Linked DNA regions of Mus musculus: region 1 is linked to region 2. A link is a loop called in an ENCODE intact Hi-C map of the cell type or tissue named here. Cell type or tissue: left cerebral cortex. All regions are shown on one strand. Links, peaks and the distances in the headings refer to the core of each region. The heading gives the core; the rest is flanking DNA. Region 1 overlaps Gpr158 (G protein-coupled receptor 158). Region 2 overlaps Gm39767 (a long non-coding RNA gene).

Region 1 (16,763 bases), core at 4,202-9,201, 190 kb before region 2:
GATAATAGGAGTAGATGAGAATGAAGATTTTCAACTTAAAGGACCAGCAAATATCTTCAACAAAATTATAGAAGAAAACTTCCCAAACCTAAAGAGATGCCCGTGAACATACAAGAAGCCTACAGAACTCCAAATAGACTGGACCAGAAAAGGAATTCCTCCTGACACATAATAATCAGAACAACAAATGCACTAAATAAAGGTAGAATATTAAAAGCAGTAAGGGAAAAAGGTCAAGTAACATATAAAGGCAGGCCTATTAGAAGTACACCAGACTTTTCACCAGAGACTATGAAAGCCAGAAGATCTTGGGCAGATGTTATACAGACACTAAGAGAACACAAATGCCAGCCCAGGCTACTATAGCCGGCCAAACTCTCAATTACCATAGATTGAGAAACCAAAGTATTCCATGACAAAACCAAATTCACACATTATCTTTCCATGAATCCAGGCCTTCAAAGGATAATAACAGAAAAAAAATGCAAGGATGGAAACTATATCCTAGAAAAAGCAAGAAAGTAATCCTTTAACAAACCCAAAAGAAGACAGCCACAAGAACAGAATTCCAACTCTAACAACATAAATAATAGGAAGCATAAATTACTTTTCCTTAATATCTCTTAATATCAATGGACTCAATTCCCCAATAAAAGACATAGACTAACAGACTGGCTACACAAACAGGACCCAACATTTTTCTGCTTAAAAGAAACCCATCTCAGGGAAAAAGATAGATACTACCTCAGAGTGAAAGGCTAGAAAACAATTTTCCAAGCAAATGGTCTGAATAAACAAGCTGGAGTAACCATTCTAATTTCGAGAAAAATCGACTTCCAACCCAAAGCTATCAAAAAGACAAGGAGGGGCACTTCATACTTAGCAAAGGTAAAATCTTCCAAGAGGAACTCTCAATTCTGAATATCAATTCTGAATATCTATGAACTCTCAATTCTGAATATCCAAATGCAAGGGCAGCCACATTCATTAAAGAAACTTTATTAAAGCTCAAAGCACACAATGCACCTCACACAATAATAGTGGTAGACTTCAACACACCACTTTCAACAATGGACAAATCATGAAAACAGAAACTAAACAGGGACAGAGTGAAACTAACAGAAGTTATGAAACAAATAGATTTAACAGATATCTACAGAACAGTTTATCCTAAAACAAAAGAATATATCTTCTTCTCAGCACCTCATGGTACCTTCTAAAAAATGGACCATATAATTGGTCACAAAATGGGCCTTAACAGATACAAAAGTATTGAAATTGTCTCATGCATCCTATCAGATCACCATGGACTAAGGCTGATCTTCAATAACAACATAAATAATAGAAAGCCAACATTCATTTGGAAACTGAACAACACTCTCCTCTATGATACCTTGATCAAAGAAGGAATAAAGAAATTAAAGAGTTTTTAGAGTTTAATGAAAATGAAGCCACAACATACCCAAACTAATGGGACACAATGAAAACATTTCTAAGAGGAAAACTCATAGCTCTGAGTGCCTCCAAAAAGAAACTAGAGAGAGAACACACTAGCAGCTTGACAACACATCTAAAAGCTCTAGAACAAAAGGAAGCAAATTCACCCAAGAGAAGTACATGGCAGGAAATAATCAAACTCACGGGCAAAATCAACCAACTAGAAAGAAGAACTATTCAAAGAATCAACCAAACTAGGAGCTGGTTCTTTGAGAAAATCAACAAGACAGATAAACGCTTAGCCAGACTCACTAGAGGAAAAAAGGACAGCATCATAATTAACAAAATCAGAAATGAAAAGTGAGACATAACAACAGATCCTGAAGAAATCCAAAACACCATCAGATCCTTCTACAAAAGGCTATACTCAACAAAACTGGAGAACCTGGAAGAAATGGACAAATTTCTAGACAGATATCAGGTACCAAAGTAAAATCAGGATCAGATTAATGATCTAAACAGTCCCATATATATTAAAAAAAATAGAAGCAGTAGTTAATAGTATCCCAACCAAAAAAAGCCCAGGACCAGATGGGTTTAGTGCAGAGTTCTATCAGTCCTTCAAAGAAGATCTAATTCCAGTTCTTCACAAACTATTCCACAAAATAGAAGCAGAATGTACTCTACCCAATTGATTCTATGAAGCCACAGTTACTCTGACAACCTAAACCACAGAAAGACCTGACAAAGATAGAGAACTTCAGACCAATTTCCCTTATGAATATCGATGCAAAATTACTCAATAAAATTCTAGCTAAAGGGATCCAAAAACACATTAAAACAATCATCTATCCTGAACAAGTAGGTTTCATTCCAGGGATGCAGGGATGGCTTAATATATGGAAATCCATCAACATAATCCAGTATATAAAAAAACTCAAAGACAAAAACCACATGATGATGTCGTTAGATGCAGAGAAATCATTTGACAAAATCCAACACCCATTCATGATAAAAGTCTTGGAAAGATCAGGAATTCCATGCCCATATCTAAACATGATAAAAGCAATCTAGAGCAAACCAGTAGCCAACATCAAAGTAAATGGTGAGAAGCTGGAAGCAATCCCAGTAAAATCAGGGACTAGACAAGGCTGACCACTTTCTCTCTACCTACTCAACATAGTACTTGAAGTCCTAGCCAGAGAAATTCGACAACAAAAGGAATCAAGGGGATACAAATTGGAAAGGAAGAAGTCAAAATATCACTTTTTGCAGATGATATGATAGTATATATAAGTGACCCTAAAAATTCCACCAGAGAACTTCTAAACCTGATAAACAGCTTCAGTGAAGTAGCTGGATATAAAATTAACTCAAACAAGTCAATGGCCTTCCTCTGCACAAAGGATAAACAGGCTGAGAAAGAAATTAGGGAAACAATACCCTTCTCAATAGTCACAAATATTATAAAATGCCTTGGCTTGACTCTAACTAAGGAAGTGAAAGATCTGAATGATAAGAACTTCAAGTCTCTGAAGAAAGAAATTAAAGAAGATCTCAGAAGATGGAAAGATCTCCCATGCTCATGGATTGGCAGGATCAATATAGTAAAAATGGCTATCTTGCCAAAAGCAATCTACAGATTAAATGCAATCCCCATCAAAACTCCAACTCAATTCTTCAAGGAATTAGTAAAGGCAATTTGAAAATTCATCTGGAATAATAAAAAACCTAGTATAACAAAAACTCTTTTCAATGATAAAAGAACCTATGGTGGAATCACCATGCCTGACCTAAAACTGTACTACAGAGCAATTGTGATAAAAACTGCATGGTACTGGTATAGAGACAGACAAGCAGACCAATGGAATAGAATTGAAGACCCAGAAATGAAGCCATACACCTATGGTCACTTGTCTTTGACAAGGGAGCAAAAACCATCCAGTGGAAAAAAGACAGTATTTTCAACAAATGGTGCTGCCACAACTGGTGCTTATCATGTAGTAGAATGCAAATTGATCCATTTCTATCTCCTTGTACTAAGATCAAATCTAAGTGGATCAGGGAACTCCACATAAAACCAGAGACACTGAAACTTATAGAGGAGAAAGTGGGGAAAAGCCTCAAAGATATGGGCACAGGGGAAAAATTCCTGAATAGAACAGCAATAATTTGTTCTGTAAGATCAAGAATGTACAAATGGGACCTCATAAAATTACAAAGCTTCTGTAAGGCAAAACACTCAGTCAATAAAACAAAAAGGCCACCAACAGATTGGGAAAGGATCTTTACGCGTCCTAATTCAGATAGAGGACTAATATCCATTATATATAAAGAAATCAAGAAGATGGACTCCAGAAAAATCAAATAACCTAATTAAAAAATGGCGTTCAGAGCTAAACAAAGAATTCTCACCTGAGGAATACCTAATGGCTGAGAAGCACCTGAAAAAAATATTCAGCATCCTAATCATCAGGGAAATGCAAATCAAAACAACCCTGAGATTCTACCTCACACCAGCCAGAATTGCTAAGATAAAAAATTCAGGTGACAGCAGATACTGGCAAGGATGTAGAGAAAGAGGAACACTCCTCCATTGTTGGTGGGATTGCAAGCTTTACAACCACTCTGGAAATCAGTCTGCTAGTTATTCAGAAAATTGGACATAGTACTACCGGAGGATCCTGCAATACCTCTCCTGGGCATATATCCAGAAGATGCTCCAACTGGTAAGAAGGACACATGCTCCACTATTTTCATAGCAGCCTTATTTATAATAGCCTGAAGCTGGAAAGAACCCAGATGTTCCTCAACAGAGGAATGGATACAGAAAATGTGGTACATTTACACAATGGAGTACTACTCAGCTATTAAAAAGAATGAATTTATGAAATTCCTATGCAAATGGATGGACCTGGAGGGCATCATCCTGAGTGAGGTAACCCAATCACAAAGGAACTCACATGATAGTTACTCACTGATAAGTGCATATTAGCCCAGAAACTTAGCATACCCAAGATACAAGATACAATTTGCAAAACACACGAAACTCAAGAATAACAAAGACCAAAGTGTGGACACTTTGCCCCTTCTTAGAATTGGAAACAAAACACCTATAGAAGGAGTTACAGAGACAAAGTTTGGAGCTGAGACAAAAGGATGGACCATCTAAAGATTGCCATACCCTGGGATCCATCCCATAATCAGCCTCCAAATGCTGACACCATTGCATACACCAACAAGATTTTGCTGAAAGGACACTGATATAGCTGTCTCTTGTGAGGTATGCCGGGGCCTGGCAAACACAGAAGTCAATGCTCACAGTCAACTATTGGATGGAACAAAGAGCCCCCAATGGAGGAGCTAGAGAAAGTACCCAAGGAGCTAAAGGGGTCGGCAACCCTATAGGTGGAACAACAATATGAACTATTCAGTACCCCCTGAGCTCATGTTTCTAGCTGCATATGTATAAGAAGTTGGTCTAGTTGGCTATCATTGGGAAGAGAGGCCCCTTGGTCTAGAAAACTTTATCTGCCTGAGTACAGGGTAATGCCAGGGCCAAGAAGTGGGAGTAGTTGGATAGGGGAGTGGGGGGGGGGTTCTGGGGGAATTTTGGGATAGCATTTGAAATGTAAATGAGGAAAATACCTAATTAAAAAAGTTAAAATAAAAAGAAATATATCAAGGGTTTGACTATCTTGATTTAATTAATCATAGGGCAGTTCCAAAAAGGGCATGAAGAATTGGAGCAACAGGAGAGAAAGAGATTTCAGTGATTGGACTTTCTAGATAATGTTAGGATCTAAGACATGGTATATTCGTCAGATCCAAGCCTGAGACTCTGAGAGGGCAGAGGCAGTGGAGTATAGGAGCGACAGAACTGAGAAGTGAGGGCACATGGCAAGGAAAGCTACAGAAGTTTAAGGAGAAGTTGCCAGTAAGCAGGTCTTCTGTGGAGGGGGATTCCTTGATAGATGATGACAAAGATGCAGAATTTTGCATGAATCTCATGGTCTGTGGTTTTTAAGATGTCCTAGCTTCTCTGAAGTCATTTTGTCTATCTTAGTCCCAGCACCAAATGTTTCTTTATAGCTATTAAACTTGATACTTCACTGTTTTGTTCTCTGACCCTAAATCCTTAGAAAATACCATCTATAAGTAATTTTAAGAGCCAGATATTCATAGAGACCATAATAAAACAATGAAGCAACTGGAAATCCATTCATGTGTGTGTGTGTGTGTGTGTGTGTCTGTGTGTGTGTCTGTGTGTGTGTCTGTGTCTGTGTGTGTGTCTGTGTGTGTCTGTGTGTCTATGTGTCTGTGTCTGTCTGTGTATGTCTGTGTATGTCTGCCTGTTTGTGAGTGTGCATGGACGTATGCACTGTGGTGATGCTTGCATGTGCACATGTGTGTACCTGTGCAGTAGCTAAAGGTGAATATCAGATGTTTTCTTCTACAGCTCTCCATCTTATTCTTTGGGACCTAGTCTCTCACTGACCCCTGCTGATTTCACGAGACTGATCCAGAAACCCTCAGGGCTCAGCTGCCTCTGCCTCTTAAGCGCCAGGATGATAGGCATACAATGCCACTCCTAGCTTCTAATAGATGCCAGGGACTGAACTCAGTTCCTGACAGTTATAGGCACTTTCCTTGCCTAGCCATCTCCCCAGACCCTTTCATGCATTTAAAAAGTACTTTATTTAAAGGTGATAGATCCTCATTGCAAAATAAAAACTACTAAAGCATGAAATTTTAAGAGTAGACATCCAGTTCTCCCTCATTGACTCTTCAGTCCTCCAACAACCTACTCCAATATAGCCTTAAGTTGTTCATTGACTGTGCATCCAAACATTCTTTTTGGCAGACAGCAAGCCATCAGGCTGCTCTCTGAAATGTGTTATCATTTGACAGTTTTTCTTAAGGGTGTTTTCGCAGGTACAGATCAGTCAGATCTTAATTATTTTAAGTTCTCTATTGTGTGGCAGTAATAAGGATGACATCGTCGTTACATCTGTCCTCCATCTGTGAAGAATGCTTTCTCTTGCAAACACTGTTTCGGTGATTATTCTTGGACATACATCTTTGCATATTTTATAATGAATGTGTATGTAGGGCAGCTTGACAGAAATAGAATCCTTGCTGTGTTTTTGTAATTCTTTCTCTTCACCCTCCCCAGGTTTTCTGAACTATGTTTCTGCACAGTCCACAGGACTTGCTTCTGGTCTATGAAGCAGCAAGGCTTACAGCCACCTACAGCTAGAACCTTAAAATCACCCATGGATCCTTAAGAAATAAAGGGGGGAGAGATGGATTTCATCACAACCTAGTGAATCCAAAGTTTCCTGAACTTCCTTGTGTTTTACAACCAGTTACAGGGGCTGGAAAGATGGCTCGTCAACTAGTAGCTCCCCCTGCTCTTGTAGAGAACCTGCCTTTAGTTTCCAGCATCCACGTGTGGCTCAGAGCTGTCTGTAACTTCAGTTTTAGGGGATCCAATACCCTTTTCTGGCTTCCTTGGGCTTGTGGATGTAGATTGTTCTGGGATTCAGAGTTGAAGCTCACTGAGATGGTTCTTGGATTCTCAATCTTTCCATAGCTGTGGGTACATCTCTCCAACTCTAGAGTTCTCCATCTGAAACACCAATCATTTTTACTGTTTCTTTCCATGAATTATCCCAGTTTGTTTTTTAGTAATTATTCATCCACTTACTAACTGCATTTTTTATCTCAAGGTATACTTTTTATTTGATTTTCTTGAAAATCTGTTTTCCTTATGAACAATGTTATAATTTTCTACTCCTCTGTTCACTACTTAGAACAACTTTTGTCATACTTCTAAGGCATCAGGCATTCTAAAACATCCAGATTTCACTGAAAGCCACTTCATTTTTTATTCTATTTTCCTTCTGTAACAGGAGGTAGTAAAGCAGGCTGAAATGGTGCTAAAGTTCCACACTTTGAGACACATCTGGCATCTACTAGCTAGGTGACCTTGTGAAAATAAATCCCCTCTGGGTCCCAAAAGTAAAGACAGGAAAACAACCTTACTATCAGTTTTCTTTCCATTACTACATCAAAATACCTGAAACAATCAACTTATAAAAAGGAGAGGTTTATTTGATCTGATAATTTGGGCAGTTTCCACCCATGGTTTGTTGACTCTGGGACTTTTGGACCTTTGATCAAGCAGCACATCATGGTAGGGGCCTGTGGCAGAACAATGGCAATCACTTTGTCACTGGACTTGAAAAAAATAAGTTCAGCTGAAGTCCCACAATTCTCATCAATGTCCACACTCTTAGAGACCTCACTATTCCAGCCTCTTAGTGCCTCTAAGGAGCACCAAGCTGGGAACGAAACCTGTAATATACCAGACTCTGGAGAAACAGTCCAAATAATCTATAGCATTTGACCCTAACCTTCTAAAATCCATGCCCACCTTATAAGGCAAATGTGTTTAGAGTCAGTATTCGGGAAGGGGAGGGGTTGAAGCCTTAATTATTCTACTGTTCCTCAAAAGTTCATGTCTTCTCTATGACTCTAGACGAACCTAGCCATGGATTCCCTAAAAGGACAAGTTACATACTTCCTACTTACTGTAGGGTAAACAATACTATGCTGAACTCAGCATGGAGATTAAGACCTGAAAGTCAGTCTGACACCTAGGGAATACCAGTTTCTAGTCAGTTAAATGCATCAGTATTGTATTGAGAAAACCCATAGCTTTCACAATGGGTTTCCAAAAATGAAACTTCAGGTTTGCTGGCTTTTTAAAAGATGCCATGTTGGGAAGTTCTTTCTGGAAAGGAACTGAGAGAAGCCTCCAGCTAAAGCCAGCAAGGACATAAAGCCACCTTGTCCTAGGCGACTGAACCCCAGCACTAATCTCATGTGTACAGAAGTTACCATCCAGAGCCTTCAGATGAAATCTAGCCATGAGCAAGGTTTGAGTGCACATGTGTGAAGAACTCTGAGGCTGTCATGATCTGGATTCTGACTGGTTGATGATGAAAGTGAGGTATGATGTGAGTGTTATTTAAGCTGGTCAGTTTATAGCAAGTGATTCTACTCAGACATGTAGCAAATGTACCTTGCTTGGTTCTCTGCACTTATCCATCATGTTGATTGACTTTCTGCTTTAGTGAAGCATGGTCTCTTTACCCTGTCTATTTCTTTCCCTTTACCTAACCACTCTATTCCAAAGAATTCACTTTCTTCTCTGTCAGTGTTTGAAGATCTATGCTGTGTGAAAGACTCAGTTGTTAATGACAATGTAGCACATATCAAGAATGATTCTCATATGTTGGTTATAAAATGGGTGCTCTCAGTCCCTGTGGGTTATTGTGTGCTTCTGTAACACTGCACCTTCATTAAGTTGCTGAGGAAAGCAAGACCAGGCTAGCTTTGGAGCTTTGCCCTAGGCCATGCCTCACTGGTCATGGAGCCTAGACTGTCATTCACCACTGGAGTTCTTTGTTTTATCCACCACAGTACTCTGTAGTTCTGCTCTTCCAACCTGTGTATTTGCAGAACTAGGCAAGTGAAGTTAAAAATACTTCTTGGTTTGTTAAGCTTCTTCTGATTCCTTGAGGTAGTTAGCTTGTTGTGTGTATTGTATTTTTATTTAATGATAAACCAGGCATATAATTGTGTCAGCAATCCAAACAATGCTCTTAGAGGTGTGTTACAGATGTTTTATATTCTGGATGGAGCAGTACACAGTCCCTGGATTTGTAATGGTCCTTTACCAGCTCTGTACTTAGCACTGATGTCTGTTTTAGCACATGATGAAAGACTGCAAAAACTAAACCAGAAAAGCTCTGAATATATCCATGGCTCATTTGTTTCTGAACTGTATATTTCCAAAGAGAGATATTTTTTACCTGCCTCACAAGTATTATAGCTCAATGATAACCACATGTTTGAGTCATTTCAAGAGAGGATTCAGAAATTTAAAGATATGTTCCCATTAATGGAAGGATTAAATAGAAAGATGGAGCAAATACATTAGAGAAAACAGGCAAGGAAACAGCAACATAGTTTTCTGCCTCATCCCTCATCTGCTGAACCCAACTGGCATTTTTTAAAATTAATTAATTTATTTATTTATTTATTTAAGATATTTTCTTTATTTACATTTCAAATGTTATCCCCTTTCCTAATTTCCCCTCTGAAAATCCCCTTTCCCCTCCCATCTTCCCCTGTTCCCCAAACCACCCACTCCCAATAATGGTCCTGGCATTCCCCTATACTGGGGCATAGAGCCTTCACAAAACCAAGGTCCTCTCAACCCACTGATGACCGACTAGGCCATCCTCTGCTACATATATAGCTAGAGCCACGTGTTTTCTTTGATCGGTGGTATACTTCCAAGGTGCTCTGGGGGTTCTCCTTAGTTCATATTGATGTCCCTACTATGGGGCTTCAGACCTCTTCAGTTCCCTGGGTACTTTCTCTGGCTCCTTCATTGGGGACCTTGTGCTCCCTACAATGGATGACTGTGAGCATCCACTTCTGTATTTGCTAGGCACTGGTAGAGCCTCACAGGAGACAGCTCTATCAGGCTCCAGTCAGTAAGCTCTTGTTGGCATCTGCCTAGTGTCTGGGTTTGGTGGTTGTTTATGGGATGGATCCCCAAATGGGGCAGTCTCTGGATGGTCTTTCCCTCAGGCTCTGCCCTCGAACTTTGTCTCTGTAAATACTTCCATGGGTATTTTGTTCCCCATTTTAAGAAGGAATGATGTATCCACACTTTGGTCTTCCTTCTTCTTGAGTTTCATGTGTTTTGCAAATTGTATCTTGTGTATTCTAAGTTTCTGGGCTAATATCCACTTATCAGTGAGTATATATCATGTGTGTTCTTTTGTGATTGGGTTACCTCACTCAGGATGATATCCTCCAGATACCTCTATTTGCCTAAGAATTTCATAAATTCATTGTTTTTAGTAGCTGAGTAGTACTCCATTGTGTAAATGTACCACATTTTCTGTATCCATTCCTCTGTTGAGGGACATCTGGGTTCTTTCCAGCTTCTGGCTATTATGAATAAGGCTGCTATGAAAATAGTGGAGCATGTGTCCTTCTTACAAGTTGGAACATCTTCTAGGTATAAGCCAAGGAGAGGTAATGCTATATCTTCCAGTAGTACTATGTCTAATTTTCTGAGAAACCACCAAACTGATTTTCAGAGTGGTTGTAACAGCTTGCAATCCCACCAACAAGGGAGGAGTGTTCCTCTTTCTCCATATCCTCTCCAGCATCTGCTGTCACCTGAATTTTTGTTCTTAGCCATTCTGACTGGTGTGAAGTGGAATCTCAGGTTTGTTTTGATTTTCATTTCCCTGATGATTAGGATGCTGAATATTTTTTTCAGATGCTTCTCAGCCATTCGGTAGCCCTCAGTTAAGAACTCTTTGAATGTGGTAGTTCTGTACCCCATTTTTAATAGAGTTATTTGATTTTCTGGAGTTCAACTTATTGAGTTCTTTATATGTATTGTATATCAGTCCCCTATCAGACTTAGGATAGATAAAGATCCTTTCCCAATCTGTTGCTGGCCTTTTTGTCTTATTGACAGTGTCTTTTGCCTTACATAAGCTTTGCAATTTTATGAGGTCCCATTTGTCAATTCTTGATCTTACAGCACAAGCCATTGCTGTTCTATTCAGGAATCTTTCCCCTGAGCCCATATATTCAAGGCTTTCCCCCACTTTCTCCTCTATAAGTTTCAGTGTCTCTGGTTTTATGGGGAGTTCCTTGATCCACTTTGATTTGAGCTTGGTACAAGGAGATGAGAACAGATCAATTCGTATTCTTCTACATGATAAGCACCAATTGTGCCAGAATTATTTGTTGAAAATGCACTCTTATTTTCCATTGAATGGTTTTAGATCCGTTGTCAAAGATCAAGTGACAAGAGTATGTGGGTTCATTTCTGGGTCTTTAGACCTATTCCATTGATCTACCTGTCTGTCGCTGTACTGGTAATATGCAGGTTTTGTTTTTTTTTTTTGTTTTTTGTTTTTTTTTTTTGCTGTTGTTGTTTTTGTTTTTGTTTTTTTATCAAAATTGCTCTGTAGTACAGCTTGAGGTCAGGCATGGTGATTCTGCCAGAGGTTCTTTTATTGTTGAGAGTAGTTTTTGCTATCATAGGATTTTGGTTATTCCAGATGAATTTGCAAACTGCCCTTTCTAACTCAGTGAAGAATTGAGTTATAATTTTGATGTGGATTGCATTGAATCTGTAGATTGCTTTCTGCAGGATAACAATTTTGACTATATTAATCCTGCCAATCCATGAGCATGGGAGATCTTCCCATATTCCGAGATCTTCTTCAATTTCTTTCTTCAGAGACTTGAAGTTCTTGTCATACAGATCTTTCACTTCCTTAGTTAGAGTCACACCAGGGTATTTTATAGTATTTGTGACTATTGTAAAGGATGTTGTTTCCCTAATTTCTTTCTCAGCCGTTTTACCCTTTCTGTAGAGAAAAGCCACTGATTTGTTTGAGTTATTTTTCAATCCAGCTATTGCACTGAAGCTGATTATCAGGTTTAGGAGTTCTCTGGTATAATTTTTAGGGTCACTTATATATACTATCATATCATCTGCAAATAGTGATATTTTGACTTCTTCCTTTCCAATTTGTATCCCTTTGATCTCCTTATGTTGTCTAATTCTCTAGCTAGGACTTTAAGTACTATACTGAATAGGTTGGGAGAAAATGGGCAGCCTTGTCTAGTCCCTGATTTTAGTAGGATTGCTTCAAGTTTTTCTCCATTTAGTTTGATGTTGGCTACTGGTTTGCTGTATATTGCTTTTAAGATGTTTACATATGGGCCTTGAATTCCTGATTTTTCCAAGACTTTTATATTGAATGGGTGATGGTTTTTGTCAAATGCTTTCTCAGCATCTAACAAGATGATCATGTCGGGTGTTTTTCCCTTTGAGTTTGTTTTTTATAGTGGATTATGTTGATGGATTTCATATATTAAACCATCCCTGCCTCCTAGGGATGAAGCCTACTTCATCCTGATGGATGATCATTTTGATGTGTTCTTGGATTCAGTTTGCAAGAATTTTATTGAGTATTTTTGCATCAATATTCATAAGGAAAATTGGTCTGAGGTTCTGTTCCTTTGTTGGATCTTTATGTGGTTTAGGTAACAGAGTAATTGTGCCTTCATAGAATGAATTGGGTAGAGTACCTTCTGTTTCTATTTTGTGAAACAGTGTGAGGAGAATTGGAATTAGGTCTTCTTTGAAGGTCTGATAGGACTCTGTACTAATCCCATCTGGTCCTTGGCTTTTTTTGGTTGATAGACTATTAATGACTGCTTCTACATCTTTAGGGAATATGGGGCTGTTTAGATCATTAATCTGATCCAGATTTAACTTTGGTACCTGGAATCTGTCTAGAAAATTCTCCAGTTCATCCAGGCTTTCCAGTTTTGTTGAGTATAGCATTTTGTAGTAGAATCTGATGATGTTCTGGATTTCCTCATGTTCTGTTGTTATGTCTCCCTTTTCATTTCTGATTTTGTTAATTAGCATGCTGTCCCTGTGCCCTCTAGTTAGTCTGGCTAAGTGTTTATCTATCTTTTTGATTTTCTCAAAGAAACAGCTGCTTGTTTGGTTGATTTTTTTAATAGTTCTTTTTGTTTCTACTTGGTTGATTTCAGAACTGAGTTTGATTATTTCTTGGTGTCTACTCCTCTTGGGTAAATTTGCTTCGTTTGGTTCTAGAGCTTTAAGTGTGCTGTTAAGCTGCTAGTGTGTGCTCTCTCTAGTTTCTTTTTGGTGGCACTCAGAGCTATGAGTTTTCTTCTTAGGATTACTTTCATTGTGTCCCATAAGTTTGGATATGTTGTGTCTTCATTTTCATTAAACTATAAAATGTCTTTAATTTCTTTATTTCTTCCTTGACCACATTATCATGGAGTAGAGTGTTATTCACCTTCCATGTCACCGTTGGCTTTCTATTATTTATGTTGTTATTGAAGATCAGCCTTAGTCCATGGTGATCTGATAGGATGCATGGGATAATTTCAATATTTTTGTATCTATGGAGGCCTGTTTGGTGACCAATTATATGGTCAATTTTGGAGAAGGTACCATGAGGTGCTGAGAAGAAGGTATATCCTTTTGTTTTAGGATAAAATGTTCTGTAGATATCTGTTAAATCCATTTCTTTCAGAACTTCTGTTCTTTCACTGTGTCTCTGTTTAGCTTCTGTTTCCAGGACCTGTCCATTGATGAGAGTGGGTTGTTAAAGTCTCCCACTATTATTGTGTGAGGTTCAATGTGTGCTCTGTGCTTTAATAAAGTTTCTTTAATGAATGTGGATGCCCTTTCATTTTGAGTATAGATATTCAGAATTGAGAGTTCATCTTGGAAGATTTTAACTTTGACCAGTATGAAGTGTCCCTCCTTGTCCTTTTGATAATTTTGGATTGGAAGTAGATTTTATTTGATATTAGAATGACTACTCCAGCTTTTTTCTTCCAGCCATTTCCTTGGAAAATTATTTTCTAGCCTTTTACTCTGAGGTAGTGTCTCTCTTTGTCCCTGTGGTGGGTTTCCTGCATGCAGCAAAATGTTGGGTCCTAGCTGTGTGTGGTGGTGCATGCCTTTAATCCCAGCACTCGGGAGGCAGAGGCAGGTGGATTTCTGAGTTTGAGGCCAACCTAGTCTACAAAGTGAGTTCCAGGACAGCCAGGGCCATACAGAGAAACCCTGTCTCGAAAAAAAAAAAAAAAGTTGGGTCCTGTTTGTGTAGCCAGTCTATTAGTCTATGTCTTTTTATTGGAGAATTGAGTCCATTGATATTAAGAGATATTAAGGAAAAGTAATTGTTACTCCTGTTATTTTTGTTGTTAGAGTTGGGATTCTGTTCTTGCAGCTATCTTCTTTTAGGTTTGTTGAAGTATTACTTTCTTGCTTTTTCTAGGGTGTAGTTTCCCTCCTTGTGTTGGTGTTTTCCCCTTATTATCCTTTGAAGGGCTGGATTCATGGAAAGATATTCTGTGAATTTGGTTTTGTCATGGAATACTTTGGGTTTTCCATCTATGATAATTGAGAGTTTTTCTGGGTATAGTAGCCTGGGCTGACATTTGTGTTCTCTTAGGGTCTCTATAACATTTTTCCAGGATGTTCTGGCTTCCATAGTCTCTGGTGCAAAGTCTGTTGTAATTTCAATAGGTCTGCCTTGATATCTTACTTGACCTTTTTCCCTTGCTGCTTTTAATATTCTATCCTTATTTAGTGCATTTGTTGTTCTGATTATTATGTGTAGGGAGGAATTTCTTTTCTGGTCCAGTCTATTTGGAGTTATGTAGGCTTCTTGTATGTACACAGGCATCTCTGTTTTTAGGTTAGGGAAGTTTTCTTCTATAATTTTGTTGAAGATATTTACTGGCCTTTTAAGTTGAAAATCTTCATTCTCATCTATAACTATTATCCTTAGGTTTGGTCTTCTCATTTTGTCCTGGATTTCCCGGATGGTTTGAGTTAGAATCTTTTTGCATTTTGCATTTTATTTGATTGTTGTGTCCATATTTTCTATGTAATCTTCTGCACCTGAGGTTCTCTCTTCCATCTCTTTTATTCTGTTGCTGATTCTCACATCTATGGTTGCTGATTTCTTTCCTAGGATTTCTATCTCCAGAATTCTCTCCCTTTTGATTTCTTTATTGTTTCTACTTCCATTTTTAGATCCAGGATAGTTTTGTTCAATTCTTTCACCTGTTTGATAGTGTTTTCCTGTAACTCTTTAAGGGATTTTTGTGCTTCCTTTTTAAAGGCTTCTACCTACTTACCTGTGTTCTCCTGTATTTCTTTAAGGGGTTTATTTATTTCCTTCTTAAATTCCTCCATCATCATCATGAGAAGTGACTTTAGATCCTTACCTTGTTTTTCTGGTGTGATGGTGTACTCAGGACTTACTATGTTGGGAGTGTTTGGTTCTGATGATGCCAAGTAACCTTGGTTTCTGTTGCTTTTGTTCTTATGCTTGCCACCTGCCATCATATTATCTCAAGTGCTTGTTGCCCTCAATATATCTGAATGGAGCCTGTCCTTCCTACAATCCTGGTTGATTCAGGACTCCTCGGAGTCCAGCTTTCTTCGTGATCCTGTGATTCTGCTCTCCTGTGAACCTGAGATTCTGGGTGTGTCAGAGTTCTTGGCAGTCATGCTCCTTCTCAGACCCTGAGATCCTGGTTTGACCAAGCTCCTGCTATCCTGGGATCCTGGAATCCTAAGATCCTGGGCATGTTACTGGGCCTTGAAGTGGTGTTTCCTCTGCGGACTGTGGGGCTCTCTGGTGTGTTTGAAACCAAGGTATACCAGCACCAATTACAAGGTACCTGAGCCGCTGGTCAGGCAGGGCTCCTGTGTCCTTGCTCCTGCTCTCATATGCCTGTCACAATTGGTTTGGAACAGATGTATTCCACTCACAAGTGATTCTAAGTTCCTGGGCATGCTAGGGTGCCTGTGGCATGGAGATTCCTCTGGTGACATGGGACAGCCTGCTGATTTCAGGCTCAAGGTTGCCCAGAGCTGCTGCTGACTGACTGGAAGGCCCCATTGCATTCTAATGAGATATTTTCAGGTGAATCTCAGAGACTGTAATATTGCCAAAGTATTGTTTGAAGTCCTCTTATGGCAGATACATGGCACATGCAATGACATTTTTTATTTTCCAGAATGCACCTCTTCCTCCAATTACTTTATTGTTCTCTGAGAACATGGTTGTGGTGAGTTCTTTTGCAAGGTACTGAAATTGCCAGGTACAATATGAATGTGCATCCATATTGCTTGCACAGTACACAGACAGCACAATCACCTATGGAGGCCTCAACCAAAGCAAACCCATTCCCAGGAATTGTCCTATTGCATTGACTATATTTCTATTCTTTCTGAGGACTCAAAAGTTATCTACTTCAGCCTTGATATGTGGGGCATATAACATCATTTCATTCCTAAAGCTTGAGGACTTACACTTATTCAACAATATCATGCTGTAAATACATTATTTACCATCTGTTGAGCATTGACAATCAACACTGGTTTCAATTTTTCTCTGATCATATGCACGCCACTGATTTTGAAGGCATAACTAATATGTCCAGTGTATCACTGTCAACACAATGGCCTCTTAAGATAGGTATAGAAATATACATATATACAAATTCAGTTACACATGTAATTATGAAATTTACATTGTTATAAAGTAGTGCTTTTTTTTTACTGAAAAATTCATACACTATATTCCTTTAACGTTTTATTTTTGAGATTATAATTACAGCATTTCTCCCCTTTCCTT
Region 2 (16,763 bases), core at 4,651-9,650:
TGGAAGTGGAGACTGCAAGAACTGGCCACAGCTGGGTCCTTTATGATGAAAAGGAATTTGTTAGCTCACAGTTCTAGAGGCTGAGGAGTCCAAGGTCAAGTCACCCTCCAACAGAGGCCTGGCTACTCCTCACTGAATGGCTGAAAGCAATAAATGAGAGATGGGAAGAGAAGACAAAACCCCAACTATTTTATAAAGATCAGTCCCATCCATGAGCATCAGGCCCTCCTGGTCCAATTATCTCTTAAATGTCTACATTTTAATCATGTTACATGAAAATTAAATTTCAACATGAGATTTGGAGGAGATGGTCTTTCAAAGTAGTGGTAAGGACGAGGATGCCTCTGGAGAGAAGCTATGAAGGGGCTTTAAACTAGGCCTCTCCTGTAACACCTGGTGCACTTCTAAACTGCCCCAGCCTGTCAGACTTTAATGCTATAATTCCATCTCTTTGGAAGAGGAGAGAGGACATCATGAGTTCCAACCAACCTGAGCTACATAGCAAACAATGGGCCAGCCATAGATACCCATCAAAACATGGCATATGGCAGTGGTGGCACACGCCTTTAATCCCAGCACTCGGGAGGCAGAGGCAGGCGGATTTCTAAGTTCGAGGCCATCCTGGTCTTCAGAGTGACTTCCAGGACAGCCGGGGCTACACAGAGAAACCCTGTCTCAAAAACACCAAAAACAAACAAACAATAAACAAAACAAACAAACAAACAAACAAATCATAGCATATGATGCCTCTTTCCTGGAGTGTCTGTATGAGCACACATATGTGCTTGTGTACATGGGTTTGTGTACATAATTGCACACATCTGCCTGTATGTGCATAAATCTGTGTAGTTGTGCATGCAAGCGTGTATTGACATGTGTGTTCCTTTGTGTGTGTGTGTGTGCACATGTGTGTGTCATGGACTCAGGGATACTCTGTCTCTTAGGAACAGATATATTCATAGAATCAGAGACACTGGTTCTATGAATATACAGAACTCCAAAAGTAAAGTTAGTGGAAAAGTCTACTAAAATGAACTTGAATTATTTATTTTTGCCTTTTCTCCCTGTAGGAAAGCTCATGAAAAGAGGAATTATAGGACCGTGAAAGGCAGCCTGCTTTCTCGTTGAGCTAGGCTTAAACCCCAGAGACCCAGCAGATAACTTGGCAAGGAAGGGAAGACGTTTGCCATACTCCTAGACACCAGGCTCCTGATAAGAAGCCTCAGCTCTCCATAATTCTGTGGCCATCAATTATGTCGGGCAATGCCCCAAGCCCCTCCACAGGAGGAGGATGACCACAGATCTCTTAGCTTCAAGACAGACCTCCATTTTAATGAGGCAGCTAAAGGCCTGGACTGACTGCATAGGCAATTAAGCTCTCCTTCCCAGACATTCCTCCCTGCAAAAAGTATTTAGCCTCAGGCCCACCCTGAGAAAGTGGGGTACAGTTTCACTCACCACAACTCTCCACCATGACAATGAATGCCTTAAAACCATGGGCAGCCTTGTCTTATTCAGACTGCTGTGGGGCACAATGGAACAGGTTTTCCTCTAAAGAGCCTCATCTAATATCCCACGCTATCATCCATGATCTCCACCAAGCCAAGCCACCCACTGGAGCAAAACAAGGACTTGTTCGTCCCTGTCTGGGGCTCTCCTCCTCCATCTTTTCTCTTCAGCCCCAGACTAGAGCCTGCTCGTTGACCCACACTCCATCCTCAGCTCTTCCGCAGTATCCAGCTGCATCTGTGGTGTCCAAGAGCCTGAGAACCTGCCATCCCTGGCCACCATGCAGCCTGGGGACCCATGAGCAGAACTCTGGCAGTTCCCTGGGGACCTCAGGCTGTGCTTCCCCATCACCTGAGCAGCGTCCCAGCATGGGGAACGAGTAGTCAAAATTCCCATGTCCCACCTCCACGAGCAGCCCTAGCCCTGTGGCTGACCAGATGCAGGACACCATTTTAACCCACAAGGAATTACATCGAGAAAATGGTTTGGTACTCACAGAGTCAAAATATTGGCCCTGGGTAAGAGATGAAAATATCTGAAAAGCTCATTAGAGTCCCTGAGCTGTGATAACCTGCCTCACCCATCTTGTTAGGGACTTGCCTCCCAGACACTCTGGATGGCTGCTGCCTGAGGTCAGGTTTCTCTGAAGCAAATAGACTTGGAACCTAGAAATAAATTCTTAAATAAATATAAATAAATGTGAGTTTGTTTTTCTATAGATTGTGTTTAAAGAAAACCTAGAGTAGTGCAGGCATAATTTGTTTGCAATCTACCTTCAACCTCTCCTCTAGCCCACTACATAGCAGAGGGAGTGGAAGGATATGAGGTAAGTAGACCTGCTCAGCAATAGTTCTTTGGGGGTGAGTTCAATGTTTCTTAGCAGTTTGCCCCATAGCAAACACTAAATATAACTCAGCAGCTGCAGACCAGTCCTCTAGGCAAACAGACACATACAGGAACTGGCAACTATACTCTAGTCCCTTTGGAAAGCAGACACCAGGAATGAACCAACAGCTACAGTCCAGTTTTCTTGGCAGGCAAACACCAGACATGGACAAGCAACTGTAGTTCAATCCTGAGGAAACCACTAGGCTTGCTAACTAGCCTGAGATAAGACCACTGAAGCAGCAGGCTGCTGCAGGATCCTCACAAGAAGTTTTGGGCAAATTTCTCTTATTGTCTGTGCTATCACAAGTTGAGTTCAACAGTGCTATGTAAAGCCAACCAATACTTGTGTGTCATTAGCAAAGAATAGCGAGGTGGAACAAATCAAACCAATGCTCAGTGCTCATCTCCCACTCTCTATGGAGTCATATTTATACTCCTTCATCCTGTGTCCTTTCATGTGTCTGCTTTAGTAAGACATCTTTTACCTGTGTGCCCCAGCATAATACCATTTGACATAACTAACTTTCCAAAGAAACCAGAAATTTCCACTTCAGTGTAGTGACTAGTTTAAGTCAACTTGACACAGGTTAGAGTGATTTCAGAGGGAGGAACCTCAATAGACAAAATGCCTCCATAAGATCAGGGCACTTTCTTAATTAGTGATTGAGGGGGAGGGCCCAGCCCACTGTGGGTGGTACGACCCTAGGCAGGTGGTCCTGGGTTCTAGGAGTAAGTGGACTGAGCAAGCCATGAAAAGCAAGCCAGTAAGCAGCATCTCTCAATGACCTCTACATCAGCCCCTGCCTCCAAGTTCCTGTCCTGGTTGAGTTCCTGTCCTGACTTCCTTCACTGATGAGACATGATGTGAATGCGAAATACAGTTAAATCATTTCCTTGTCATGTTGCTTCTGGCCATAGATTTCATCACAGCAATAGTAGACCTAAGATATTGGGCAAGTGGGGCAGTGGAGCCATATGAAAAGTAAGCTAAGACAGGTGAGCTCCTAAGTCAAAGTTCATCTTCCTAGGTGAGGCCTAGAGACTGGTTCAGTGCCTGTGTCAAACAGTAACAATCATCTATACCTAGTGGGTAATAGAGCTGGAGTGGTCAAACACCTCCACCCAGAGACACTGCCCAAGATAAGACACAGGTGTAGCAAAGCAGGCTCCAGCCAGATAGAATCCAGCCTTGGCCTAGGTTTGGTGTTCACAATGGCAGGCTGGCTGTTGCAAGTGGAAAGGGGCTCCAGAAATGCAGAGCTGCTATGGTTGACTGAGACTTTCCCCTCCCCCAAGGCTGGTCCTCAGCCACACAGGTTTACTCCCCAATGTTCCAAAGGATATTGTCTTTCTTACAAATGTCCTGGGCTTTAAATTTAGGCAAGCCCACCTATGTCCATTGTTTTGTCAAATTTAAATTATGGTGATCTTATCTACATGTAGTTCAGCCTTTTGTTCTTTGCATATTTGTATACTTGTTCTTCATCCCAAGAGGCAATAGAATAGGGTAGATGGGGCTTAATGCCACTTGCTAGGGTCTTCGTATGGTTTTCCCGTAAGTCTATGTGTGAAAAGCTTTGTTCACAGCATGGTGCAATTGGAAGGTGGCAGTCTTAGGAGGCAGAATTTACTAGCAGTTCTAAAAAACATTGGTGGGATGCCCTCAGCAAGCATTGCATGAAATCCTGAGTTGCCCTTTTTTCCCTGGTTCACATGACAAGCCCCTTGCCCTGTTGTGATGTGCCTCTTCAGTCAGAGACTCAAAACAGTGTCAACACTTGATCTTAGACTAAGCTTCCAAAACCAAGATCCACAATAAACCTTTTCTCTATAACTTAATTCTCTCAGGTATTTTGTTATAGTGACACAAAGCAAGCTGATATCTCATCCTGTGAACTTATAGCCTATACTGTATAAACTGCGGTGGGAGGTGAGGCATGAGAAATGCCCAATCAACAAAGGCTCTATGGGACTTTCTTACTCCCTTACTGTATTTCATGAATTATGTAGGATGATAGTCACTGAACTGAAGAAGCCAAAACGTTTGATTTATCCTCCCCTTCTCTAAGAAGACACGTACAGATTCTAAATTCTTCAGCTTTGCCTTTGATAGATCATGAAGAAAACAATTACCAAGACTAGGCTAAGCAAGGACAGAGTTAATGAAAACCCTCTGCTTGTGTGTGTCAGGGCTATATACTACAACACCAGCTATGATGTGTTCAGCAGCAGACATAATTTCAGAGAACTGAGAGGCTTAGATCAAGGGCCAAATACTACACAGGAACAAAATAAGATTTTCAAATCTATTCACCGAAGTCGTACTCCCATAAGACTTGAACTCCCATTGGAGCAATGCCAGAGAAGGCTTTGCTTCTTCCTGAGTCATGGACTCAGTTGTTTCATGTGCTTCATCTAAAAGATCCTGACAGAGAGTAAAAGATTATTTAAGCCCCTAGACCTGTGTCCAAAATAGCACCATTGTTCCAGGATGTCAGGTGTTTGTGTTTTTTGCCAGGTGTTTGCAGTTTTGCCTTTATTGCCCAATGCCGGGTGTTTGTGGTTTGTGTGTCTATATAAGCCTCTTACCCCTTGAGCTTATTGTGGACTCCTCTACCCCTGCGTGGGATACAAGTCATCCCCAGTGCACTGGTCTTGTTTGTCTGTGTGTCTCGTCCTTTGTTTTCCTGACCCCTTGGGTTCGTGGTCGACTCCTCTACCCCTTTGCGGGATACGAGTCGTCCCCAGTGTACTGATCTTTCCTGAATAAACCTCTTGCAATTTGCATCAAGACCATTTCTCGTGAGTGATTTGGGGTGTCGCCTCTCCTGAGTCAGAACATGGGGAAGTCCTCACATTGTGGATCTTTCACATCTCTGACAGTATATAGCATTCAGAAATAAACAAGTAAATAAACAAGGTGTCCTGATTTGAAATATCACCTAGATTATTTAAATCTCAGGGCTCTATCATCTCCACCCACTACAATCAAAAAAGTTGTGTTCAGTTAATCCAGCTTTAATGTTTCAGTTCTCATCATGTAGACCTGAGGAAAACACAAAGGACTTGGGATAAATGCACATGTGTAGTAGCTACCTGATCCTGCCATTTTCTTTTCATTCCCTTCTTCCCTGTTGAGAGGAAGCCCTACAGAGGCATGACAATGTCTCCCTGAATGGAGTGGTAGACCCTGTCAACCCAGCCCAGCTAAGCTCCCAGCCAGCAGCCAGCAGGTCTCTCACTCAGTTAGGTCATTTTGAACCTCCTAGACATTCCATAACTCCAGCCAATCACGGGAAAGGAAGAGCTACTGGTGAGACACTGTGTATTGTTACTGACTCATGCCACCGAGGTAGCATGTGGTTTGCCATGCAATAGTGAAGTAAGTCAAACAGCATGGAGACACTGGTGGAAACAAATCCCTTCATTAGTATGAAGAAGCAATCTCAGAGATATGGACTGGCTTGATATATGTGGAGGCTTCCTCCCATTGAGACTACTTTTCAGATCATCATGGGAAGGGATTAGAAAACCAATCTGAGTCCCAACCACAGACCTTCAAAACAAACAAACAAGCAAACAAAAAAACAGTAGCATGGAATGACCCAAGGTTCTAGCTGGTGCCAACCTCAGGTTGGCAGCAGGGGCAACCCTCATCTGATGGCCCACATTTTAAAATGATACCTGACACTTCCTGAAGGTCACAAAGCTTCACCTCTGGGAAATATTGCTGGGGGCTGGATTTGAAGGACACTTGGTACTCTACCATAGGCGTCTCTAAGGAGTCCCAGTTATTGGTGAGCAACCAACTGATCGAATCCAAAGGAACAGATCCAAGCAAGAGAAAAAAAAAAATCTGGAATTCTTGCAGCATCCAATACTCACACAAAAAAAAATCTCATCTTGAACTTCCTCATCCTCCCTGGATCTGTGGATTTCTTGGACTGTTCTCACCGTAGTACTGAACTAGACCATGTTCTAGGATAACATGGCTCTGTCATGGATCTCAGCAAGCACCCAGATAGTTCTTGGAGCAAAGATTGTGGGTGAACAAGGCTAAATCTAAATCATCATGCTGCAGCGTTAAAAGCTGTCCTTCCCCTCTACCCCCTCATTCTTACTCCCCCAATTCCCACCCCCCTCTACCCCCCTCAGCTAGCAAGGAATACCTGTTTTATTAGGCGAAGGAAATTCATGTGAAATAAACCATTCAAAGCTATCGGAGTTTGGTGTCGTGTACAATACATGACCTGAGGTTTGTATGCACATAAAAACTGTTCGGTAGTGGGCTATTTTTCTTTTGAAATTTGCCACTTTGTATGGTGACCTTTTCCTTAGGTGACAGTTGGAGGAACTTTTAGTTCTAAATGTAGTGATTAGGTTGTGAAGTTGGCATATCAAAATTATAATATTGGATTTCTATTTTTAAGTGACTGTAAAAAGACTCTATTCCAACAAGAGGCGAAACAAATTGGCATTCTTTATAAAATAAATGTGGGTTGTAATGACCTTCCTTGACAGAACAAAATGTGGATGAAGGAGATGGGGGAGAGGCTGTTAGAACGTGAGGACGCAAGAGTAATGTTCAGTCAATTTGGGAGATTCTGAAAGACAAGGAGGCATCTGCATCTTCCCCCCCCCCCCACCCGCCCACCGACCCGACGCATGGATTTTAGGATCTCTCTATCTCCAGGAGGTCTGAAGACATCACCAAAACACTGAGGGCCTAGGAGTGGAAACAGAACACAACAAATAACCTTGTATTTAGTAGCTAATGAGTTGGAGCAAAATGCTGTAGGTACTTTCTACAGTATCTTGTTTTCTCAGCTCAGTTGTTTGCAATTTTATCTGCAAAGAATAAGATTTTCCAGCAGGTGGCAGCAGACATCTTTTAAGAAAGAAAAATTATTTAGATTACATTAAATGGAGAAAGAGCAAAGGCAGGGGGTGAGGAGGGGTGGGAGGGTGAGGGATGGAAGAGTGGAGGGAGCGGCAAAGAGAGAAAGCGCAAGACAGTGGAGCAGTGGACTCTAGAAAACACCGCTCTTCTCTTCTCAGAGGAAAGCGGAGTGCATGCCACTTACACCATCTCCTGTTTCGTGTCCTTGTTGGGAGGAATTGCTTATATGAGGTGTTACATGAATGGCACATGCCGAAGATATGGCGGTTGAGGTGGGGTGGCGGAGGTTGGAGCACAGAGAGCCAGCCCTGATTCTAATACCCTGGGAACGCATGGACTAGCTGCAGACACTGGTCCCTTCTGGCTTCCCCCTCTGACCTGCTTTCAAAGACACCCACTTCCCTGTTCCTCCAGGCTATTCTGTATGCAGGAAGCATCCCAGTCTGGCTCCTGGCTCCAAAACTGGACACCCCCGCCCGCTTCCCCAGGCAGCCAATTTAGCCTGCTTGTCCTCCTTGCCTTTCTGGGTTGGCGGTTGCCATGGCAACCTCCAAGGCTCTTCGGGCTTTCTTACTGACTGACCAGGCCTGGAAAACCGTTTTGGAATCGACAGTGCTGTATTTGTGGGGAATTTTAATGAAAGAGCAGCCTGACCTAGCTTCAGTGTTGCACTGTGGAAAATGGCAGGGGCGTGAGGGGCTGCTGAACTGTAAGGGGCAGCAGCTGCCAGAAAGATGGACCGCTTGGGAGAGACTAGAGAGAGAGAGCAATGCCCTTTGTTATTGCTTCATCTTCAGGAAGAAGGGGTCCTTGTCACAACTAGTGGAGCAATTCCCCAACACAGTAGGGGCATTTAAAGACACCCGAGCAAAGGCAGTTCTTTCTCTAGGTTTTAATAAAGGTGTAAACTTAAGCTTATTTTCATTCATGAAACAAAACAAGCATTTCCACAGGTAAATGTGGGGGAAATGGCTCTGACAATTTAGACTTGAAGCTTACCTCTGTTGCACATTTTGATTTTTCCAATTTCCAAACGTTCTGAGACAGGCAGCCTCTTCGGCACTCTCAGTGAATCCCCCTCTTCCTTCAACACAGCCTGGCCTCACCAGTTTGCTTCAGAAGACAAAAATACAGCAACAATGATGGGATGCCACTTTTACAATGAGGTGCAACTAAAAAGTGGGTTTTAAATTTTGTGTCTCCCAATACCCTGTCACTAGAATCCCTGACTGCCACTCCATGAGGACAGTCAGGCAGCTATGATAGTACCCACATGACAAGAATTGAAGAGAGGCTCTGATCCCAGTTTTGCCTCAGGATGACCCAGTTTTTCTGCTGGTGGCTTCACTTCTCTCTAATGAGGGAACAAAAGCCAGAGGCTCCGGCTGAGCTACAGCTGGAACCTCAATCCACAGAAAATAAATTGTCATCTCAAGCCAGCACATTCCGGGAGTCTCAGTTAAACAGAAATAGGTATCTAATAGAGTCATTTGTGTGGGTTTCCATGTTTTGGACTGTTGGGAGTATGTGTTCTTAGGATCTCTCTGGTTGTGTACTTAATTCCAGGCTTATCACTCACATCTCTAAGAAGCAGGAGGCAGGTCACCAACCCTCAAGTTTCAGTTTCCTCATCATGTAAGTTGATACAGTGTCCCTCGTTATCTGTGAGAGATTCTCCCATGATCCTCCTATGATATGCAAATGCATGGGTGCCCAAGTACCTTACATAGATGGCATTGTATTTGAATATAAGATGTGAACATTTACACACAGGCTTTAAATCACCTCCACAACTGCTTATAATAGTCAATATAATGGAAATGCCACATAAGTAGATACACTACAATATTGTTTAGGGAATAGTGATAAGAAATCTGCACATACAAACTAGAAATGCAATTTTATTTAAATTTTGTTTAATATTTGAGTAGATTCATAGATGCAGAGCACATAGACACTGGGGTCTGGCTTTACTTGTAAAGGTTTTGAACATAGTGAAAAGAAAATGCTTGGTAAACTAGTTATAATCACTACTGAATACAAATCATTCACATTTCCAGTACAGCTTTCTCTATATCTACAGCAATTACTTATCTCAGTGACTGAGTTGCTGACCAAACCAGTACCATTTATCTATTGCAGATAGATTCTAAAAAGAGTCATGCAGACACATGGACTAGGGTTTTACAAAGATGCTGTGATCCTTGAATCTTTTTAATTCTGTAAGGTCTGTGAAGACTGTACTGAGAAAGCCATAACCTGGGCAGCCAGGCTGGCCTACAGACACCAGGGAGAGACTTCTGGAAAGCTGGTCATTCTAGAAATAGGTGAGATAACTATGTCTCTGATGAACTGGATTGAAGCAATTGGGCAGCATCATGGTGGTATGCCATTGGAAGCCAGGGCCTACATATTGTGATGGCTGATACTCTTACATCACAGATACATTTAAGGAAGGTTACATTAGGGAATAGAATTTCCTGAAATTCCATTTATACACCAAGAACAATCTAGGAAGGCCTTTGCAAAGTTTCATTTCAGACAGTCTAGCCTTGTGACTAACTCCAAGAAAACTTTGTTGAAAACCCTTTATTGTAAAGATCCTCTGAGGATCATGGGTACTTGGCATATTTTAAATCTAAAATACATTTTTGTTTGTTTGTTTGTTTGTTTGTGACAGTCTCACTCTAGACCCAGTCTGGCCTAGAACTCAGGATCCTCCTTCCTTAGCTTTCCAAGTACTAGAATTACAGGTCTGCCCCATCACCCCAACACCTAAACCTGAAATACTTTGAAAGTTAACAATTTTCTTGAAAGAGATAAGGAAATAGTGAAAGAAAATGATAACAAAGAAAGAGAAAAGAAAAGGGAGAAGAAAGGGCTGTCAGTGAACCACATGACATCAGTCAGGAAGCCTTTGCTTCATTGACTTATGGGACCAGCACCATTACTACCACCTCATTAGCATGTGCTGCCTGCATTCTCTGCATCAGACACTGAGTCATCTTCAGCCACATGCTCAGAGGTCAGCAACTGGTGTCCCAGGATAGGATAAGCATCCCAGAACAGGCAGTCATGGTCTTACAGCACTTACTTAGGCAGACCCCTATGTGTCAGGCCACTTCAGGCAGAATGCTTGCTGCATATGCACAGCCCATCAACTCATGCACACAATGCTTATACACTTCTATCCCAGGAGACACTTCAAATAGGAATCTTCAGAACTCACAGAGCTCGGGCCTGGTCATCCTGACTCAGCTGTTTGCTCCGCTGCTAACCAGTGGGAACTCGATCGTCTTTCCTCTCCTGACTGCATCTTCCCAACACTAAGTTGAAAGGTTACTTTCCATTCTCCAGTACCCAAAATCAAAACAGCAAGATTTCTGGCTGTCTTTTTCTAAACTTCCAACCCAAAGTTTTGAAAGAGGAAAGAAAAGGAAAAGGCTTAGAAAATATTTTCCTAATGAGGCAATTCATTTGTGCACTGTGGAAGCCATTAGTGGATCATTATGAATTAGTTTTCTAAATTAATCAATCAATTAAGTCTCATAATCAGATCAAGTAGATCACAGGCCAGTCTGCTCTGGTTTGATTAATTAGATGACATGAAAGATCAGACAATTAGATCACATTAATCTCATGCTCCTTACACTCATTCCCCAAATGGAAAGTAAAAGCCCCTTGCAGAGCACATGAGTTAGGCTAAGTGGGCTCAGGGTCCACGGCTGATTGCAGAGGATGCCTGAGGTTTTGGGCTCTGGCCTAACTCTGAGTTTAGAAGTCCACAATTTGAGATATAGGTATCGGTTACAGAATCATATAAAATGATACAAGTTTGTCTTACATTTCTTTATGGGGTTGAGTCAAATTGTTCATAGCACTGAATTCCTTCTGGAGTCACTGGGGAAGATGTTGAGGCCACCTAGCTGGCTGTATTCATTGGTTCACAGTCTCATCATTCTATTCACTGCCTCCGTCACCTGTCACATCTTCTCACACTAGCACTTCTGCCCCTCTCTTCCTCTTATAGGGATGCTTCTGACCATACTAGCCCTACCCAAATGACCAGGACTGAATCCCTCTCAAGTTCCTTATACTAACTCACTCTGCAAAATTCCCTTTACCACGAAAAATAAGTTTCCACAGGCTCTAGAATTAAGATATAGACATCATATCAGAGCCATTGTCACACCTCCCACATATTAGGGCTGTGCCCTAATTTCAGAGAGTAGCACATATGGTCCCTTAAGAATACCCCAGTGCTCAGAGCACTGAAGGGCCCCATAGTCATGCATTCCAAATTCTGTCACATCTTCTACAGCTCTTATAATTAATATAATACAATGGATGAAGCTCAGCTTCCAGAAGATTCTGACTACTGTAAAAATAAGTAGCCTGAGAGAATCAATAACCTGTTTCATTAACAACTATCATCTACATATTAATTATAATTAATTATATGTGGAAGATCAATCAGATAATAATACTAAGAGCTCAAGACCCCAGGCCCAGGTCCAGACTTCAGTAAATGATTTTTAAAATATCTTACAACAATTACTTCTACTGTAAAATATGTTAGCTAAGGCTAATTACTGATCACCTATATTTGTGTGTGTATGTGTTTGTGTGTGGTGTGCGTGTGTGTGTGTGTGTGTGTGTGTGTGTGTGTGTGTGTGTGTGTCTGGGCATACGCATGTGTGTATCTGTGTCTGTGTGTTCACATTTATGTATGTGTGTGGGCTCCTGTGTGTCTGTGTCTGTGTGTGTGTAAGTGCATGCACAGCTGTGTGTATGTCTCTCTGTGTGTATGTGTAGCATACACATTATCTTTTAGTTTCTGCTTATTTACTATTACCAGTCCAGAATAGTTAGTAGGCACCTCTGCTGGGAGCTGGAGTTAAAATCTGTAGGAATGGAACCATGGCCAAGAAGAAAGAAGGGGGAAAAAGAGAGAGAGAAGAAAGGCTAGAGAGTAAGAAAAAGAGAGTGAGAGGGAGAGAGAGTAAGAGAAAACGAGGAGAGAGTGAGGTGGGGCCAAACAGCCCCTCTTATGGTGGGCTGTTATCTTGGTGTTGCTAGGTAACTGGGAGGAGTCTAGCCTGAAGGTCTGAAGTCTATGTGACTACGAGCCACAGCTTCTCCTGTGGGGGCTGTGGAGGGCGGTAACTTTGACAGGAGCCTTGAATCCAGTAGACATGAGGGAACTCGTTCTGTCCCATGTAGGCGGGTATTATCACCATCGGGTACCAGGGTTCCACACCTCAGCTCGACTGGAGACCAGATTGTCTTTGCATAGCCCATTGCCCCACAGAGATAATTTCCTAGGTGAGATTTTCCGATAACTCTAGCATGTGTCAAGTTGAGGAGGGGGGAACCTAACAGGACAAACCTGTTTTCAAATTAAGTTACTTTCTGAAGCAGTCAAGATTGAGAACTCAATATATAAATTTGATGGGTAATGTGCATTCACTCATCACACTGCCAACTGGTGGATTTTAAAAATTAGTATCGACATTTAACTCCATACTTCATTCATTTAAAAAGAGAAATTCAAGATTAATCAACATAAATGTTTACTTTCTTTGTTGACAATTTAAAAATCAAGCCAGGCATGGAGACACATGCCTTAAATTCCAGCACTTGGTAAGCAGGTGCAGGAGGATCTTTGTGAGTACAAGACCAGCCTGGACTACGTAGAGAATTCCAGGACAGCCAGAGCTACACACTATGTCCCTGTTTCACAAACAAATGATAAGAAAAAAATATATATAAATTAAATCAAAAGCAACTTTTAAAAGACTAAGTCCCTTCCTCTATATCTAATCTCTCTGGGTCTATAAATTGTAAGTTGGTTATCATTTATTTAATGGCTAATATCCACATATAAGTGAGTACATGCCATCTTTCTGGATCTGGGTTACCTTGCTTAGGATGTTTTTTTTTTTTTTTTTTTTTTTTTTTTTTTTTTTTTAGTTCCATTCATTTGTCTGCAAATTTTCTGTTGTCTTTTTTAAAGATCTGAGTTATGCTCCATAGTTAGATGATTCACATTTTCTTTATCCATTCTCCTGTTGAGGGACATCTAGATGGTTTCCAATTTTCGGCTCTTATGAAGAAAGTTATAATGAACATGGTTGATCAAGCATTCTGTGGTAGGTTGAAGAGTCCTTTTGGTATATGCTTAAGAGTAGTATACTTGGATCTTGAGGTAGATCAATTCCCAATTTTCTGAAGAATCACCCTATTGACTTTGATAGTGGCTGTACACATTTGCATTCCCACCAGCAAAGGAAGATTGTTCCCCTTATTCTGCATCCTTAACTGCATGTCACTTGTGTTATTGAGCTTAGCCATTCTGACAGGTGTAAGATAAAATCTTGAAGGACATTTGATTTTGAAGAGTAGATTACATTTTCATAATGGCTAAGAATGTTGAACATTTCTTTAAGTAGTTCCCAGCCATTTGAGTTCCTTCTATGGCTCGTCCTAGTGTTGAGAAATAGAATAGATGTTGGAGGTGGACTGGGGCAGGTGGGGACAGAAAGGGATGATCAGATGTGGACAGGGAGGAAAGACTGGGTTTCGGGAGAGGATTCAGGGAGAGACAGATGCTATTGAGGGGCATCTGAGAGACAATATGGAAACCTAATGCAATGTAAATTTCCTAAAACATTTGAAGGCAGTCCTAATAAGATCTCCTAATAATGAGGAATGCAGAGTCCCAACTGTCTAACTCTTGTCACCACATGAGGTTTCCAGTAGTATTCAATTGATTTTTTTGGGGGGGAGGGGCAGGGGAAATCTCCAAACAAACTAGACTGTTGTTAAGATAATGAGTTGCTCTCTGAAAACTGACACTGAGGCCTCATTACTGAGGACAGCACATACAGAACTCATTGAACATTGAATGTGGAGAAGTTGAGCTAGTGCCTACATGGAGCTTCACCCCCACATTCTAGTCAGTGTCTTTGGTGCAAGAAGGTACTCTGCAGGCTACCAAAGGAGAAACATGAACACCAACCCAGATACGAAACCTTTGACCTACAACCTGTTCTGCCTTATAGATGGGCTAGAGTAACAGTGGTACAGACTTGTGGGAAGAGCCAAACAATGTCTGACTGACTTATGGCCCAGTCCACAAGATGGAATCCATACCCAACACTGCGTGGCTGACCAAGAGCCAGAGACTAGATAGACCAGAGACCTAGGGTAAAACCAAACACTATTGGTCTAAAGAAAAACTATTAATAAAATGACTCCTAAGAATATTCCCATATACTCACAGAGCAGTGCCGTATTCAGTCATCATAACGCTAAAGGGATCCACAACCCTATAGATGGAACAACATTATGAACTAACCAGTACCCCAGAGCTCTTGACTCTAGCTGCGTATGTATCAAAAGATGGCCTAGATCACTGGAAAGAGAGGCCCATTGGACTTGCAAACTTTATATGCCCCAGTACAGGGGAACGCCAGGGCCAAAAAGTGGGAGTGGGTGGGTAGAGGAGTAAGAGGGAGGGTATGGGAGACTTTTGGGATAGCATTGGAAACATAAATGAGGAAAATACCTAATAAAAAATATTTTTTTTAAAAAAAGAAGAAGCTTCCTTCTGCAAGAGACAGGAAAAAACAAGACACATCATCAGACATTATGCAGAAAGAAAGAGAGTTCTTGGAATGCACAGCTCTAAATGGCATGTCTCCATCAAATCTCTCTCCCCCAAGCTCAGGAACACTATGTAAGAGGATCTGCAGAGTATAGGGATGGAGAACAAGTTCCTCTGAATCAATGAAGCAGGCTCATAGGAACTCACAGAGTCTGAAGCAGCAGGCACAGGCCCTGCACTGGTCTGCACCAGGTCCTCTGCATATATATTGTAGCTTTCAGCTTAGTATTTTTATGGGACTCCTGAGTGTAGGAATAGGTGGGTCTCTGACTCTCATTCCTGCACTTGGGAAATTTTACTTCTGTTGGGTTTGCTTGTCCAACTTTGATATGATTTTTCTTTTCTCATGGTATATCATATGAGAAATGGATGTATTTTCAATAAAAAGAAAAATGTAAAACTAAGTCAAGTAAAAAGGAAGCCTCTTTGAAGACTTATTTACTTATTTACTTACATATTTGTGTGTTTGTGGTTGTCTTTAGGTGTGTCTTTGTGCGGTATTCATGGAGGGCCTGTGAAGACTACAAAAAGACATCAGATCTCTTGGAACTGGAGTTACAGTGATTGTGAGCCCCCATGTGGCTGCTGGGAATTGAACGGAGTCCTCTCCAAGAGCTGCCATGTTCTTAGCCACTGAGGCATCTCTCTAGCCTTCAAATAAGAGAAATGTTGTATACATAAAATCAACAATCATCCCAGGTCTTCCAGAGTATTGTGTTTGCTCCTCTGTCTTAAGCATTCATCAGTTTCAAGGGTTGTTTTTCAAACTGCTTAAAAAGAACAAGAAATAACAAAGAATACCCTACCTCTGAATCCCCTGGTTCCTGTATTTCCTAGATTCAACCAATCACAAGAAAACAAGTATCCAAGAAGAACAGGTTGTACCGTGTGACACACCTGTGCAGGATGTGGACAGATCGATTTCTTAATGCTATTTCCTAAAAAGAAATAACATATAACAACTGTTTACATTACAGTGAGTTATTGATCATGAGGTATAAAGAAATGTCTATTCATCCCAGCCAAGTTTCCAGACCAAAAAAAGGATTGCATCCAAGTCTAAACACCTGAACCAGTCAATTTAGTATAGAAACTTTAGTGTTACTTATAGGGGAATGGATGATCCCAATGTCCCACATCAGCATGGATCATGACTTATGAAAGCCACCTCACTGAGTCACATTCCCACTCAGTTTTCTTCTTTTTATACCCATAACACCTGCAACTGGGAGGGAGCTAACAGGAGTGGGAGTTGAATTCAGTCGAGAGTCCCACCTCTCTAAGACATGATACTAATACCTTCTTTATGATTCCTACAGGCTCAACTATAGCTTTATCACATTTGCATAGTTTGTTGCCATTGTTATTAGGTCAAAGAACCATGCTTCCTTATATCTGTGGGTTGGTCATACCCAGGGAATAGTCTTTATTATATCAACTTAATGTTGGCCTCTCATAGATATTATAAGTAATCTAGAGGTGACTTAAGGTAGGATGTTATACATAGATTATATTAAAGTAGTACATCCCTTTTGTAAAGGACTTGAACATCTTCAGGTATGGGTAGCTGCAAGGTTGAGAGGGTATAGAACCAGTCTTCCAGGGACACTAAGAGATGTCTATGTATTTTGGACCACCTGTGATGATTTAAGTGTCTATTCAATACCTGTGAGAGAACCAGTTGTTGATGCCTACAAGAAACTTCAATTTAGGTGTGTGTGGAAAAGCTGAGGGGAAAGGGTCTTCCAAATTCCATTCTAGATTCATCGTTCTTCTGATCACATATTTTATAACAGA

What was found. Peaks named below come from ENCODE experiments on the same cell type or tissue, not always from the same donor. Only the 100,000 strongest peaks of a DNase experiment are listed, where the experiment ranks them.
Region 1: a loop joins it to region 2, with 4 times the contacts of the local background. A loop is called at or near these places in 2 of 42 quality-filtered maps.

Annotation. Positions count from the first base shown.
Region 1 is chr2:21,721,805-21,738,567 of GRCm38, forward strand. All of the region lies in intron 5 of Gpr158 (G protein-coupled receptor 158), which reads left to right. Among named protein-coding and RNA genes, the nearest start is that of Gm39766, 87 kb to the right of the region's middle. In left cerebral cortex, for the core only: no CTCF peak of the experiment used is centred there; a DNase peak (open chromatin) is centred at 6,466; H3K27ac peaks cover 2,369 bases.
Region 2 is chr2:21,910,665-21,927,427 of GRCm38, forward strand. It overlaps Gm39767 (a long non-coding RNA gene), which reads right to left. Exons shown (of 6, transcript XR_866004.1): 3 at 15,773-15,904; 4 at 8,297-8,410. Among named protein-coding and RNA genes, the nearest start is that of Gm39767, 45 kb to the right of the region's middle. In left cerebral cortex, for the core only: a CTCF peak has its summit at 7,254 (motif pointing right); DNase peaks (open chromatin) are centred at 7,294, 7,772 and 8,509; H3K4me3 peaks cover 595 bases; H3K27ac peaks cover 2,865 bases.